Linked DNA regions of Homo sapiens: region 1 is linked to region 2. The links are chromatin loops, found by intact Hi-C in ENCODE. Cell type or tissue: endothelial cell of umbilical vein. All regions are shown on one strand. Links, peaks and the distances in the headings refer to the core of each region. The heading gives the core; the rest is flanking DNA. Region 1 overlaps CHN1 (chimerin 1). Region 2 overlaps CHN1 (chimerin 1).

What was found. A loop is a pair of places that touch in the nucleus more often than their neighbours do. Peaks named below come from ENCODE experiments on the same cell type or tissue, not always from the same donor. Only the 100,000 strongest peaks of a DNase experiment are listed, where the experiment ranks them.
Region 1: it touches region 2 in a loop (2.0-fold over the local background); 1 of 110 quality-filtered maps calls a loop at or near these places.

The regions. Positions count from the first base shown.
Region 1 is chr2:174,875,147-174,882,453 of GRCh38, reverse strand. CHN1 (chimerin 1) reads left to right here. Exons shown (of 13, transcript NM_001822.7): 6 at 4,326-4,614. Among named protein-coding and RNA genes, the nearest start is that of CHRNA1, 110 kb to the right of the region's middle. RefSeq lists a silencer at 3,599-3,893. In endothelial cell of umbilical vein, for the core only: no CTCF peak of the experiment used is centred there; a DNase peak (open chromatin) is centred at 3,723; H3K4me3 peaks cover 476 bases.
Region 2 is chr2:174,823,694-174,831,000 of GRCh38, reverse strand. It overlaps CHN1 (chimerin 1), which reads left to right. Exons shown (of 13, transcript NM_001822.7): 8 at 6,483-6,567. Among named protein-coding and RNA genes, the nearest start is that of CHRNA1, 63 kb to the right of the region's middle. In endothelial cell of umbilical vein, for the core only: no CTCF peak of the experiment used is centred there; DNase peaks (open chromatin) are centred at 3,160, 3,500 and 4,680; H3K27ac peaks cover 2,445 bases.

The DNA of each region.
Region 1 (7,307 bases), core at 1,579-6,578, 51 kb before region 2:
GAATTTTTTGTCGATATGATTTATTTGCTGAAAAATAGAAAAGATGGTATATTAAGGATTTTGTTTATTTTTAAAAAGATGTTAGAATTGTATATCTTGAAATGCATCTGAATGCATCTGGGCACAGCATTAAACAGCTTTTTAAAATAGGAAACCCGAAACCTGGAATCACTGGAGAAAGATATTCTTTCTAGAAAGTGGCATTATGTACAACAGTAGCAGTTAAAAGCCTTTCTTTTCTATTTGTTTACTATAGTAACACTCTGGAGAAAATGAATTTTCATCTTGCTGAACTCTACCTAGGTGAGAGTTGGGCCTATGCAGCTTCAAGTATGTTCACCAAGGAATAAACAGCTATTAAGCAAGGGCAGAGTCAGATAATAAAAGGAAAAGATGAAAAGAAAATTATCTTATAAAAGTCAAAGGGAAATGATTTAGCCTCAACAGTTTTTACAAATCAATGCTCTGTAGTCTAGGGTTCAGTAGCTGTCACTAGGTCCACTTAATATGTCCCGCTTTCAATATATGTAAATCTCTCAGCTTTCTCCTTTGAATTCAGAGGCCTCATTCCCAGGACACAGTGGAAAGACCTTCTTTGCTTGCTCCTCCTACCCGATTTGCACTCTGTTGTCTTCCCACTCTATTTAACCAAGTGGCAAATACAAACTTATTCAGAGACATCCAGGAGAAAATTTCACAAAGAGCTCCTCCTTGCCTTTTGTTAACTGTAAAGTAAATCAGTGCAGAGATGTTCCTGTACAGCCAGTGTTGCCAGTTATTTATTTAGCCATCTTCCATGCATATCTATTGAATATTTTTGCTGTTTTACTTTAGTGTTGGTAACTCATTCTGTCATTCTCTGCAGGGGCCTAAGCTAACAGAGAAGGAGAAAGGGAACTACCACTCGAGCCTACTATATATATTTAGCTTTGACTTAAATATCTTCATGTAATCCTCACAGCCATCTGGGGTAGGGTGATGTTATTCCTATTTTTTAGATGCAGAATCTGACGAATGATTTCCCCAAAGTCACCCAGCTAGGAAGTGGCAGATCCAGGATTTAAACTTACAACTGTCTGATGCCAAAGCCTAAGGTTTTCTCTTAAACATATAGGACCCACATTTGCCTTCCCTTGGCCAAACCATATTTCAAGACTACAGGAGAAGACTGCAAGGATGCTTTTGTACTTGGACATAAGCAGTAGCTCTGAGATCTTATGTAAGCCTAATTGTTGTGCTCTGTTTTACTAGGCAGTGAGTTTCTTGGTTTTATGGTATGAGGGAGATACTGGATTCACTTGGTTTTGTGAATCACTTTACAGAATCTTTCTACATAAGAGCAAGATTCTATATGTATATAGTTATTAAAATAGATCAATCTGAAGACGGACTTTTTTTTTTTTTTTTGAGATGGAGTTTCACTCTTGTTGCCCAGGCTGGAGTGCAATGGTGCAATCTTGGCTCACCACAACCTCCACCTCCCAGATTCAAGCAATTCTCCTGCCTCAGCCTCCGGAGTAGCTAGGATTACAGGCATGCGCTACCACGCCCAGCTAATTTTGTATTTTTAGTAGAGACAGGTTTCTCCATGTTGGTTAGGCTGGTCTCAAACTCCCGACCTCAGGTGATCCGCCCGCCTCAGCCTCCCAAAGTGCTGTTATTACAGGCGTGAGCCACCGCACCCGGCAAGATAGACTTTTTTAAATTTAGCACTTTGTGTATTTGTATTGACCTGTTTTATCTTTTTACCACTGGGGTTACCAAGCGATAGGAACTCTATTGTGAACCACCTAATACTTGACAGTAAAGTACCTGGATGTTTTGTTAACTATTTGTTGAATAAATGACAGTCTGCAAGCAGTGAACTTCAAGGAAAGAGTCTTTCTTTGACCTTAGATTTGGAATCTCCCCCTTTATGGCTCTTCTTATGTAGAATGGGCACATCCATTCCCACCTTTCTCAAAGATTTTCTGTCTTCTTTCTCTTCTTCTAATCCCACAAAGCACAATATGCCTTTCAGATAAAGAAAGTGGAGAAATCTTTGACAGTCTGTGCTGTGGTGCTGTTCCTAGGTAACTTCCCAAGTAAAAGAGAGTAGTTCAGAGTAGGCCAGGAAAGCTTGGCAGTTCTCTTAGTAAAATATAATGCAGTTTTTCTTTAAAAAGATCAATCATAATTCCAAAATGGAAATTTTTTATTTTTACCCTTTGAAGCAAAGTTTTAATCAAACCATGTTATAAGTTTTTTGGTTATGTGATCATCTCCCTTTAGACTGAAAGTTTTATTGGATTGGAAGCCTGGAGCTGAAGTACAGGCGGAGCAGGAATTGGAAATTGTGGGCAGGGTCTCCTGAAATCACTGAGTTGAGAAAGAGAAAAGGATAAATAGGGTTTTTTGCACAGCTCCTTACAGGTAGCCAGGCCTCTTCTTGGATGAATTAGGCATCGTCCATTGGAAAGAACTAGGAAGTTAACTCTAGACTTCCTAGTTCCTAGTCAATCAAACCATTCCCAGTGCAGCCATCTTCCCTTCATGCCCTGTGCCCCCCATACTTCTCAGATTTCAAAAGGCAATTGAGTACTAAATGACTGACACCATTGCTTGGATTGTTTTTAAGTTCTGTATCCACTGTAGAAATGCCCACTGTAAAATCGTAAGTCCCAGCAGGAGTAAAATGGTCTGAGCCCTCATTGAAATGTGTCTGATACAACCGAAATATAAAGGGACTCAATGCTATGTGTGTTTATTATTGTAGGAGTCTTATAAAAGCTATGGAGTTGCTTTCCATGTTGCAGATAATGTATATTAGAAAAAAAGGAAATGATGAAAGCAGTATATTAAACTGAAAAACTTTTATATTTAACTTTGGTGTAGAAATTTCACCTGTCTAATTTTTTAGGCTTTATAATGAAAATATACTTGGGAGAAATGTGTCTTTAACATTAGAGGAAAATGGAGAACAAGAAAGTGTAATTATATGGATAGTTCACTTAAGTGTAAATCAAAATTTGATTGTTACTAAAGGATGGATAAATTATGCTTTAGAAGGGCCAACATGGATAGTACGTTGGATTCTAGATTAAATTGTTATTAAAGTCTAATTTGAACTACAGAAACAGACATCGTCTGGCTATTATTTTAAAAAATATTTTATTTCCTTTCCATACTTTATTTCCACATTAAGATGTTCCTAACTCCTATTCATTTGGAATATAACCTATACCAGAACAATTTTGTTATATAACAAGTTTATAGTCCCATTTAACGCTTTACTTAAACAGCGTTTATTTTAGTATTTTAGTTCATCCCTGTTCTGTTGTACTTTTAACAATGAAATTAAATATATCCTTTGTGACTTGTTTAGTTTTTAATTAGTCTCACTCGGGGTTACCTTCAGGAGACCATTACACTGGCAGCTCTTGTTGCCTTGTTGCCTTTTGACATCTGCTTTCATTAAAGTCAGTGCATTTTCTTGCCTGTGTCTTCCTGCAAGGACACTGATGTTAATCATGCCAAATTGGATCCATTTCTGAGGTCTGCTGCAGGAAGCAAAATACTGAAATTATCATAAAAGTAAACCATTATTCTTCAGTTGTTAGAGCACATCATCAGAACATAAAATTGAAAACAGAATTTCTATAGTCCAATAGCTTATGACTTTTGTGCCGTATGTATTTCAAACATTTCTTGCACAGACCTAACCAGCAGACAGAATAATGACTCTTTAAAAACGAAAGAATAAGTCCTTGGCCTGTGGCCAGAAGTAGCGAAAGTGTGTTTCTGTGCCATCCTGCCCTGCATGGCTCAGGTTTCTGGAGTCAGCTCTACTTTAAGTGATTGCTGGCATCATATTCTGGTTAGCCCTAAATGGAGCTTTCCTATTAAAATACATGACTGCTGAGGTCTAAAGTACATTGAATATTCTTATTGATCAACTTGAAGAAAAAATGTTAGTATAGAAATGTCATCTATTATGGAGTTGGCCAATTGAATATTGACTATGTTTTAATGTGGTGTGAGGTTTATTTTCTCCCATTTTTTCCACAGGTATAATAAAGTGGTTTAAAAAGATAAATAAAAAAAATTATTTCTATGGTAGGCATGCTTTTGACTAGTTGTCCCTAATTATTGCAAGCTCATTCTTTGTGTTCAAAGGTTTAATTTTATATATTCCAGACGATTCAGAGAGATTAGCCACAGCTTATTTAAACAAAGAAGACACACACAAAACAAAGCGATAGTTTTTTTTTGTTTTTGTTTTTTTTTCAGAAAGAATTCAGTTGCTTACTTTTCTTAAAAACATCTTTCCCATTTCATTGAGGCAGATTTGGAAGTCAAACCAGAAACTTCAGGCTCTACTACGATGGCAAGCACTTTGTTGGGGAGAAACGCTTTGAGTCCATCCACGATCTGGTGACTGATGGCTTGATTACTCTCTATATTGAAACCAAGGCAGCAGAATACATTGCCAAGATGACGATAAACCCAATTTATGAGCACGTAGGATACACAACCTTAAACAGAGAGCCAGCATACAAAAAACATATGCCAGTCCTGAAAGAGACACATGATGAGAGAGATTCTACAGGCCAGGATGGGGTGTCAGAGAAAAGGGTAAGCTACTATGAAACCACACTTTATCTTTTTCTGTTTGGGGTTCTTTTAAGAAAGCCATTATTGCCAGAAGAGATTGATTTATCCACAGTGCTTTGGAAAGTATATTCATTTTTCTTAATGTCTAGTTTCTGTGATGCTGAGCTTTGCATATAACTAATTCTTGTTCTATTAAAATATGTTAGGTAAATTTTTATATTCCTGGTTGTTTTCTGTTTTATCAGTTTCACAATTTTAAAACTATGTTGGAAAAATGGCCCCTAATAAAAAATAGTTCAGGGGATTGGTCAGAAGCATAACTCCTGGTCAAGAAAAGATAGCTACTATTACGTAAGTAATTGAGGGGGTTGCATTATCTCTCAAAATTACTTTTTTGTTTTCCTTAAAGATAATTTACTTTATAAATAGTTGTGTTCTTAGCAAGATTTTATGTGTGTGTGTATATTATGTGTGTGTGTATGTATACACACACATTTTGGGAGTCAGTCATTCTTGAATAGGAGGAGGATTTATCTCTTTATAATCTGTTAAGAAGTAATTGAATGAGTAAGATTCACTTTTACTTTTCCTTAATTATAAAAGACAATTAATTCTAAAAGACAATTTAAGTTTTTTAGCTGTCATATTTTAGTTGTGATATATTTCAGGTTAACATAAAAGTTTTAATTTCTTGGCATTAAGATTATTTTACTTTTGAAAATTGCCACCAGCCTCCTCCTCACCCCCAAGAAAAAAGTAAGAGATTTTCCTGATGTTTTATAGTGTGTGACATTTAGTTGGGGGCATTTTAGGTATTGTAATTGGAACTGTGTCAATTCATTTTTATGTTTTTAAGAATCTTCAATTGCTAAACCAAAGAAATGCAATAGGTCTTGAGCTCGGATTCTATGCAAGATTTGTGTGCAAGTTGTAATACCTAATTTGTCTGTGCTTTTGATTGTCTTATTTGTAAAATTGTAATAATGGTCAAATTGCTGTGAGGAGTGAGTGAGATAGCAAGCGTAAAATGCTCCATCAGCACTTGGCACATGTAGACACTCAATGTAGTTTGGTGGTAATGTTATTATATAGCAGCCATCTGACCTCAAGGCAGCATCCTCAAATAACTTCCCATTACCTTAGAGTATTTGGGTACAGAATGGAAATAAGAAAGTTTGTGTCCAGCTCAAATTTTAGTTTTTGGCAGATCTTACATTGGCATTTTGTTGCTACGGAGAAAACAACATTTAAAAGGATAAGCTGTAGAAAATGTATAAAAATTGTTTTTTTATATATTCATATTGTTAGGAACCACAAATCTTGTTTGGAAGTAGCCAGAACTTAAAATCCTTAATACCTGCTGTATTTAATATTCTTTTCATGGTCTAGTTCCCATTTTCTGACTATTGGTTGATTTTCCATTTATGGCATTTTTTAGTAATGCTTGTATTTGAATAATACTGACATTATATTCTTTGCAGATTTGCTAGAACATTCTAAGTCAGCATTTGTGAAATGTTTAAAAATGTGTACATGTGAGTCTTTCAAAATTGATCAGCCTAGTGAAAACCTTTGTTAATGCATTCTGAACGTGCTTTCCAACACCAAGGGACTTTAGCTAAAGACACTTAGCTGTTTAACATTAGGCAAGTCATTTGACTTCACCAGGCCTTGGTTGTCCCCCAGTCAAAGTGGAACTGATATTCACAGAGATAGTAAGCTGAGGTAGATACCTAGAACACCCTTGTAGCTCCAGGAGTCATGATTCCCTGTGTATTCTAGCAACTTTCTGTACTGAATTCCCTGGTCTTGTTTTGTGCTGGTGGACAGCGATAGCTACTGAGAGTGAAATTGCTGGCACTGGGAAGTATCTCTCTGCGGCAGTACATAATTAAGAATCATTTTTAAAATTACTCTTTGCTTTAAACCGCATGCATCTTAAATCTAGCTGGCTTAAAATCTACTCACTCAAAAATAGATTTATTTTATTTACAGGTGTCATCCAACAGGACAGGGTTGATGACCTGTTCAACAGCTTGAAACGTTGATTCCCTGTCACAATGGATGACATTTGTAAGTAAAGACAATCATGTTTAATTGATTTAAGGTATCTATTGACACTAGTATGGTTTAATAAATATTTAATGGGCCCTTAATAGCTAAAACCCCTCTTGTCTGTGAATTCTTTACCTCAGAGGCCAAAAGTGTTGGCTTTGCAGGAATTAGCATGCTGTTGTGGAAAGATACTAGTGTTGGAATTAAGAGCTATGTTCTAGTTCTACAAGAATGAATTTTATATGTCACTTTGGGCAAACTGCTTTACTTTTCTGAAACTGTATTTCCCTAGCTTTCTGGGAAGGCTTTGGACTAGGTGGTCTCCAAGATGTGGTTCTTCTAGTCTGTGATCCTTTAAGGAGTGTAGGTATTGTAGAAGAAGGACAACAATAGTACCAAAAGGAATACCTGATATGGTCCTGAGAAGTGAGGTCTGCTTTTAGTTTATTCACCAACTAATTGTATGACCTTGGGACAGTCATCTCACCTGTCTGGACTTCAGTTTCTTCATATGAGATAAGGCATTTTCTACAAAACAATAATTATACAGGATTTTAATAAATACTGCAGAAAGGGTTCTATGCTCAAATAGGTTTGATGAAAATTTAAGTTTTTTTAAAAGTTTGATCCTGGCCGGGCATGGTGGCTCACGCCTGTAA
Region 2 (7,307 bases), core at 960-5,959:
TGTGGTATGGTCAATGTATGTCTAGTAGGCTTTTATGGTATTTCTCTCAATTTTGAACAGTTTTCTTACTCTTAAAATTAGGTCACCAATTTTCTGTCATTTGTCATTCTCTTTGAAGCGGTGCTTCCGTGTTAACTACTTGTGTGGTTAAGTATGTGGCGCAGAAAGACCCTGCAAATTCTCCCGTGTGGCCACCTCTATAGCAGCTGGTTATACAGGCCATTAGCACCTGCGCCCCTTCCCCAGCCGCCTAGTGCCTCCCTCACTCCTGTCTGCTGCTGGCCAGTGGGCATGCCTTTCTATTCCAGGTACTTAGCCTTGGCCAGTGCTTAAAGCTATGTTTCAGCAAGTGCCTGGTGCATTTCTTCTGCCTTTCCTGCCATGGTCATCAATTACACATCCATTTGATCAGGACAAGAAGACTAGGAATGGCCAGCATAGTGTCAGTGCTTAACTGACATTATCGTGGTGCTTAACTGAACCAAAACCTCGCTCTTTGTTAATACATTATTACTCCAGAGTTATAGGGTGGTTAGTAGTTTTGACTAGACGTAACTTAACAACAAGGCAAGAAGGTATTGCCTTGATACTAAAGATACTCCTATAGTAAGTATTCCTCCTAATTTAAGTACTCTTGTATGTATTTCTTGCTAATGATCATAGCCAGTGTTATGTATTCTCTTTTCACGGCATAATAATATAAATCAAAGTACTTTAAACTGAAGTGGTAAAATTAGGGTATGATTTTTTTATTTTTTATTTTTTTTTGAGACAGAGTCTTGCTCTGTAGCCCAGGCTGGAGTGCAGTGGCACGATCTCGGCTCACTGCAAGCTCCGCCTCCTGGGTTCATGCCATTCTCCTGCCTCAGCCTCCCGAGTAGCTGGGACTACAGGTGCCCGCCACCACACCTGGCTATTCTTTTGTATTTTTAGTAGAGATGGGGTTTCACCGTTGTTAGCCAAGATAGTCTCGATCTCTTGACCTCGTGAGCCACCGCGCCCGGCCAAATTAGGGTTTGATTTCTAAATTCCATATCATATGGACCAAAAAGTTTAAGACCATCTTGGTGAGACAAACATTGGTCACCTAAAAGAGTGCATTCTAGTTACCCTAAACATAAAAATGAGGGAAGAAAAAACTTTCCTGACCAGCTGCCTGCCTACCTACATTCCTTTCGTTTTGATTTTGTTCATCTGTTCTCTCCCCTCATCACCCAACACTGTGCTGGAGAACTGACTCATCACAGTCCCAAATGAGAAGCTGCAGCTGAAATGTCATTGCCACCTTCCCAAGCAAAATTTTATTTCCCGTAATGTTCATATCATCTCCAACGTGGCTTACATTTGCAGCAAGCTTTGCAGGCATGCTCCTTGGCTATTTGCATTCATGCTTATTTCTAAAGGGAATGTTTTGACTTGAAAGGAACAATGAAGATTAATGGTGAATTTTTCTTTATCTTCCTATATCATGGATTTCTTTTTCAGTTTCTGTTACTGGCTTTCAAACTGGAGATATGAATGCTGTAAACATGATGAGAAGCAGGGTGTTTGTTTCCTTTTATAAGCCAGGATTTTAGTCTGAATAATGGCAGGCCCAACTGAGAATGACTTCAGTTTTTATCTAAGTCATTGCCCAGGAGACACATGACACTTGGCCTGTGCCATATGGGCCCCTCAATAGCCCACCCTTTCCCACCCTGTCCTTTGCAGCCTGCTTCTGACCAATGCCTTCACTGATAAGACTGTACTGGGGATCCGTTAATTAATCCAGTCTTTCATCTCTGTTTTAACAGAGAAGTTAATGTGAAAGGAGTTGTTCACAGGTTAAAAGCAATCACAAATGTCATGGTAATAAAATGGTCTTTTTTTTCCAGTTGCACAAGAGGGCTTTGAAACTAGTTCGTTTTGCCCTTTATTCATTAAAGTGTAATTCATGCCTTATACTCTGTCACTTTCATTTGTCGAGATGGACCAAAAGCTTTGGAGGTGGCCTAGAAAAAATATCTGTGGCCCACTTACAAGGTTGCTTTTCTTGGGACCATTTTTGACTTCGCTAATAATGTAATAGGGTGAAGCTGATTGTTCTTTTGAATTATGTCTTATCAGGAACCATACCCAGAGGAATGGGTTGCAGATTTCTAGGGGGTGTGGCAATTCTAGGCAAAAGTCACTCTCTGTTGTGATCTAGAGCTTCAGGCCCAAGCCCTTGCACCCCTTGTGAACCCTTCCAGGCCTCCTTTCCCGCATATCCCACCTAGTTCTTCCTTAGCATCCTGCAACACACAAATAGTCTTCAAGATGCAACTTATGGCTTTTTAATTATATTTTGAATGTTCATTGTATTCAGATTTCATCATTTTTAAAACAGGTAATTAAAATACAACAACGTCTAGTAAACAAAATTGTCTGCAGATGTCAGTGCCTGTAGAATTATCTATAGGAAACAGCACCTATTAGTATTGTGCTAGATGGAGCAGCACAACTGAAAAGCTATTCTAAGTTGTACAATTTGTGCAATTGATTTTTTAAAGATACCTTTTTCTGAGTTGGCAAAGTATGTGACGTAAACATCACCGATAATGTAAAACTGCATATAAAGTGAAACATTTAGATAAAGCATAACGACGCACGTAAAAAGAAAATATTCATCACTTTTTGTTTAATGTGCTTGACACTGGCTGGTATAGTACGATTTTATAATGTGTCACCCAAAAAGGAAACTTGCTTTCAAGTCCAGTGGCCCTTCTCTGAATTCCTGGCCAGTTTTAGCTCCAGTTCCTATTCCCCACTTTGCCAAAACTCCTCATTTGCTCCATAACTGAACTTCCTTCCTGATGCTCAGAGACTATAGACTGCCAGGCATGAATTCCTGTAACTTTCTGACCCTAGGTCCCACCACCAGTCCTGCACAGCCAGCCTCTCTCCTCTTACCCTCTTCCCTCCCAACTCAGGGAAGGGGAAAGTGATTTTCCTTGTATTCAGAGCTAATTGCTCTGCCCTGGATTCTGTCTCCAACATTTGACTTCTCCAGAGCCTTGCTCCATCAGTGACCCTCTCTTTCTTATGAGTCAGCCTTCCCCTTCCCTTCCACAGTCCTCCCCACCTCACTTCTAAACCAGTTTCTCTACTTTTGTACCTCTGTTAATGTCATTCTTCCCCAGTCACCAGACCTTAAACCCTTAACAGACCAGTTTCTTTCCCTCTCCGTTGCCTCTGTTTCAATTAGTTACCAAGCGCTGTTGATTCTGCCTCCTAAATAACTCCAGTTTGTCCCTTTTTCTCAGTCACCACTGCCCGAGTTCAGCTCCATATCGTCTGTTGTCTGGGTGACTGCCATAGCACCACCCTACCTAGTCTGTCTTCCTTCAGCCTTGCCCCCTTGACCGTGTCACTCCCCTTAACAATCCTCAGTGGCTCTGCATTGTTCACTGGACAGAATACAAATTTGTAGGCATTGAAAAGGCCCTGTCTGCCTCTCCTATCTCCTGCCAGGCCAGTCGTTTCCACTCCACCCAGACTGAACTTCCTTGCAGTTCTCTAAACACCACATTGTTTCTCTCATGCCTCGTGTCTTTGATTTTCAACTCAGGACTTAGCTCATGGGTTGCGTCTCTTCCCAGCTTCTCTCACACTTTGCAAATATTTTGATTAGAATATTTTCACACTGTGTTTAGTAGGAGAAACCCCTTTTTATTTTTGTATAGATCATCATTTAATAAATGTTTATGAATGAATAAAAATGACTAATTAATGAAAATCAGTATTTGTTTTGATGACCTTTAGAGGAATAAAAGACTCAAAGGCTACAGTAATCAACCTTTTACAAATATAATAAAGTGTCATAGAGTCATAGAGGTTACAGAACAAAGGAAACTTGAGATATATGGATTTTAGATATAAAAATTCAAGTGAGTTTTAGATATAAAAATTCAAAAGGGAATCCAGTTAAACCCTGTTAGACAAATAGTTTTGTAAGCTGCTGGTTCTGCAAGGCCTATTTCTAGAACATTTTCATGGAGAGCTACATAAGCTACCTTCTAAACGATTTAAAAAACAAAAAAAAACAACCCAGCCTCAAATGGCTCAGGATGCCTTCATTAAAAAAGCTGCCCAAGAATGAACTGTAAATAAATAACAATATCCTAAAGATTGCTTTCTGAGATACATGTGTAACCCTTTAATTGGAGAACATGGGGTCTGCTCGGACAGTTAAAATCCTCTCTTCAGCATATCTAATATAAAGAAATATCCCAGGCTTTTTGAAATGCCACATTCACTGCTACTTTCAGGAAGGTGGGGAAAGGATTGGTTCTATTAAAACAGCTCAGTAGCCAGTGCTGTTTCCCAAATGCCTATTTGTTTAACAGCAAACAAAACACCTTCTACTCTTTTTGCTCTCCCTGTTTAACTTTCAGATGCTTTACCATGAGATAACTGATCGGCACAAAATAATTCCTGAGACTTCCTTCATACTTTCATTGCATCTTTAGTCACCTTACCAAGTAAATGATACTGATTATCCTGAGGTTTGGCAACCTATAAGTGAGTTTGCATCCCAAAGACTTTCTCTAAAAGTAGCTTCACAATTCTGTTGCTGTTTCATGATTATATAACTCTCTTTCTGAATCAGCACTGCCTACTTCACTCATTCCCATAAGAATAAAGCACGATTGCATGCTTTATCCAGTTTTATTCACTCTGAAGAACACAGGGACATTACAGAGTATCTGGATGTTGATCTTGGGCTCTACTTCAGCAACTCCAGGAAATACTTTGAGTTTACAGGCTCTGAACATCATTAACAATCCAGAGGCTACCGTGCCTGCATTCCTGACCCTCCTCCATAAAACACATAGAAGGGATTATGGCCTCCTTTTCAAAATCAACATAAAATTTTGTACTCAGACTCAGTTGGCAACAGCAAAGAGTTACAAGCACATACCTGCTTTGAATGAACCCAGGGTTATCCCTTGCAGCTTTATATGGATATTTGGGCCAATGTAGTATTTTGAATTCTGATATTCTGTTTCATTGATTCTTATATGCATATTTTATTTTCCATTTTAATGTCTCTGAATTTGGGATTTGTCAGACAACCAATGGCTTGTCATGATTTAATTGGCATGGTTTTTCTAAATTGAACACATAATGGTATGTCTTACATTTATGGTATTTTCATTTGAAGAAATAAGTTTCATATCTTAAAAATCACTTACTTGGTTTCTAAGACTTAGTCAATACGTTAGTACAGCAATTGTAAAAATGACAATCTTAGCTGTGAATTTTATTATGTATGGTAGTGGTTTTGGCAGATATGTTGGAATCAATTGTAATGTACTGATAATATTGAAATTTTTATTATTTTTTAATGTTCAGAGTTTGGATTCATTGCTTCTGCAAAATATTCTACCAATATTTTTTTGTCTGAGTTAACCTAGAATGCCTTCTCTTTCCTGTTTGTAAAAGGGATAGGTATCTTAACATTTGAATCCTTTCTTCTTTGGGGATTCCTTTCTTTTTAAGGAAAAGAAATCAAATACAGTAGAAAGAACCTTTATGAGCTGGAATGGTTAGTGAATAATTACTGTACTCAAACGAGGTTCCTGATAAACTGTAGTTTCTGCAGTTTCTAAAATACATTTATTCTCCTTGCTAACATAATAAATATCAAATGTTTTAAACAGAAATTGGGCCTTTTTGATGATTCTGATGTGACCCATCAATAAGTATCTCCTTTAATGTCTGTGATCCTACTCATAGTCACAGAAGGTAAATTATCTGCAAAATTCCTAACAGGACCCAAGACATACTCTATATGGGCACTCATGCCTTTTCATGTCATAGTACTGTAGAAATAGCATAGTACATAGAAATGCCAGTATTTGTATAGATTAGGGTGCCTGCACCTGAGGGGACATTGGAAAACTCCATTATATAGTTTTCGAAAGTAAGTTACAGAATATTGGTCTGATTTATCATTCCTAAAACAAAGAAGAAATCAAGCTCTGAAAAAAATGTTAACTGCTTGTCAGTTTCACTCAACCAAGGTTCTTTTAAATGCAGCCATGTTGGCGCTTCATTACTAACCATGGGCTGGGTGCAGTGGCTCACACCTGTAATCCCAGCACTTTGGGAGGCCAAGGCAGGCAGATGCTTGAGCTCAGAAGTTCAAGACTAGCCTGAGCAACATGGTAAAACCCTGTCTCTACAAAAAATACAAAAATTATCTGGGTGTGGTCGTGTGTGCCTGTAGTCCCAGCTACTCAGGAGGCTGAGGTGGGAGGATCACTTGAGGGAGGCCTCAGTGAGCTGTGATACACCACTGCACTCCAGCCTGGGCAACAGTGAGACCCCATTTCTCTTTCTCTCATATATATATATATATAGAATATGTGGCTTGTATATTAGTGCTTTGATATGAAGCAGTCTTCTCATCCGTGTGTTTCCCCTTTCCTGACTTTGCCCCTCTTTTTTTTTTTCAGGTGCATACATTCAGAGGGCCACACTGGTGTGAATACTGTGCCAACTTTATGTGGGGTCTCATTGCTCAGGGAGTGAAATGTGCAGGTAAGAGCTCTTGTCTTGTCTCTGGATTGAGTCAGTTGTGAAGTTATAAGAGGTGAGGTAGAAGGAGACTTGTTGTTATGCATATCCAGTAGGCTGGATCCTGGTTTGGTCTTATGCACATGCAGTAGGCCAGATTCTCAGGCAGCCACTTTGGAAATTTGATATTTTATCTGCTCTTAACCTTCTGGCACTTGATGGACAGCACACTAGGGATCTGGCATTAGTCCACTGAAAAGAGAGAAGTCAGCTTGTTCAAAAAGTCTGATAAAAGGAGATAAAAGTAAGGCAGTTATATTTAATACTTGCCTTTGATGTTGCAGTAACTAAATTTATAAAAATGATTTTTTTAAAGCAATGTACAGGGACCTATGATTGTTGCCTTGGAAACTGAATTTTAAAGATAACTTGTTAAGCTGGATTGTCCTTACTAAATTTTTGTGAAATCAAATTGAAGCTTTAAAAATCTGTGAATTCATCTTCAAAGATGGTTACCAAATTCTGAAAAACCACTTAGTCACTAATATTTTCTGTGTGATGTTTTGAAATCAAATACATCAAATACTTTTTGTAAAATATGACCATGAATATTTAGATACAAATTTAGAAACCAAAAGATTTACACATACAGAAATAGCCAACACAAGGATGTATTTGAGATACTTTGTGAAATAAAGTACTTATGTATATCACGTGAAATCCATTTGTATAGAGCAACTATACTGAATACTGGCCATTTATCC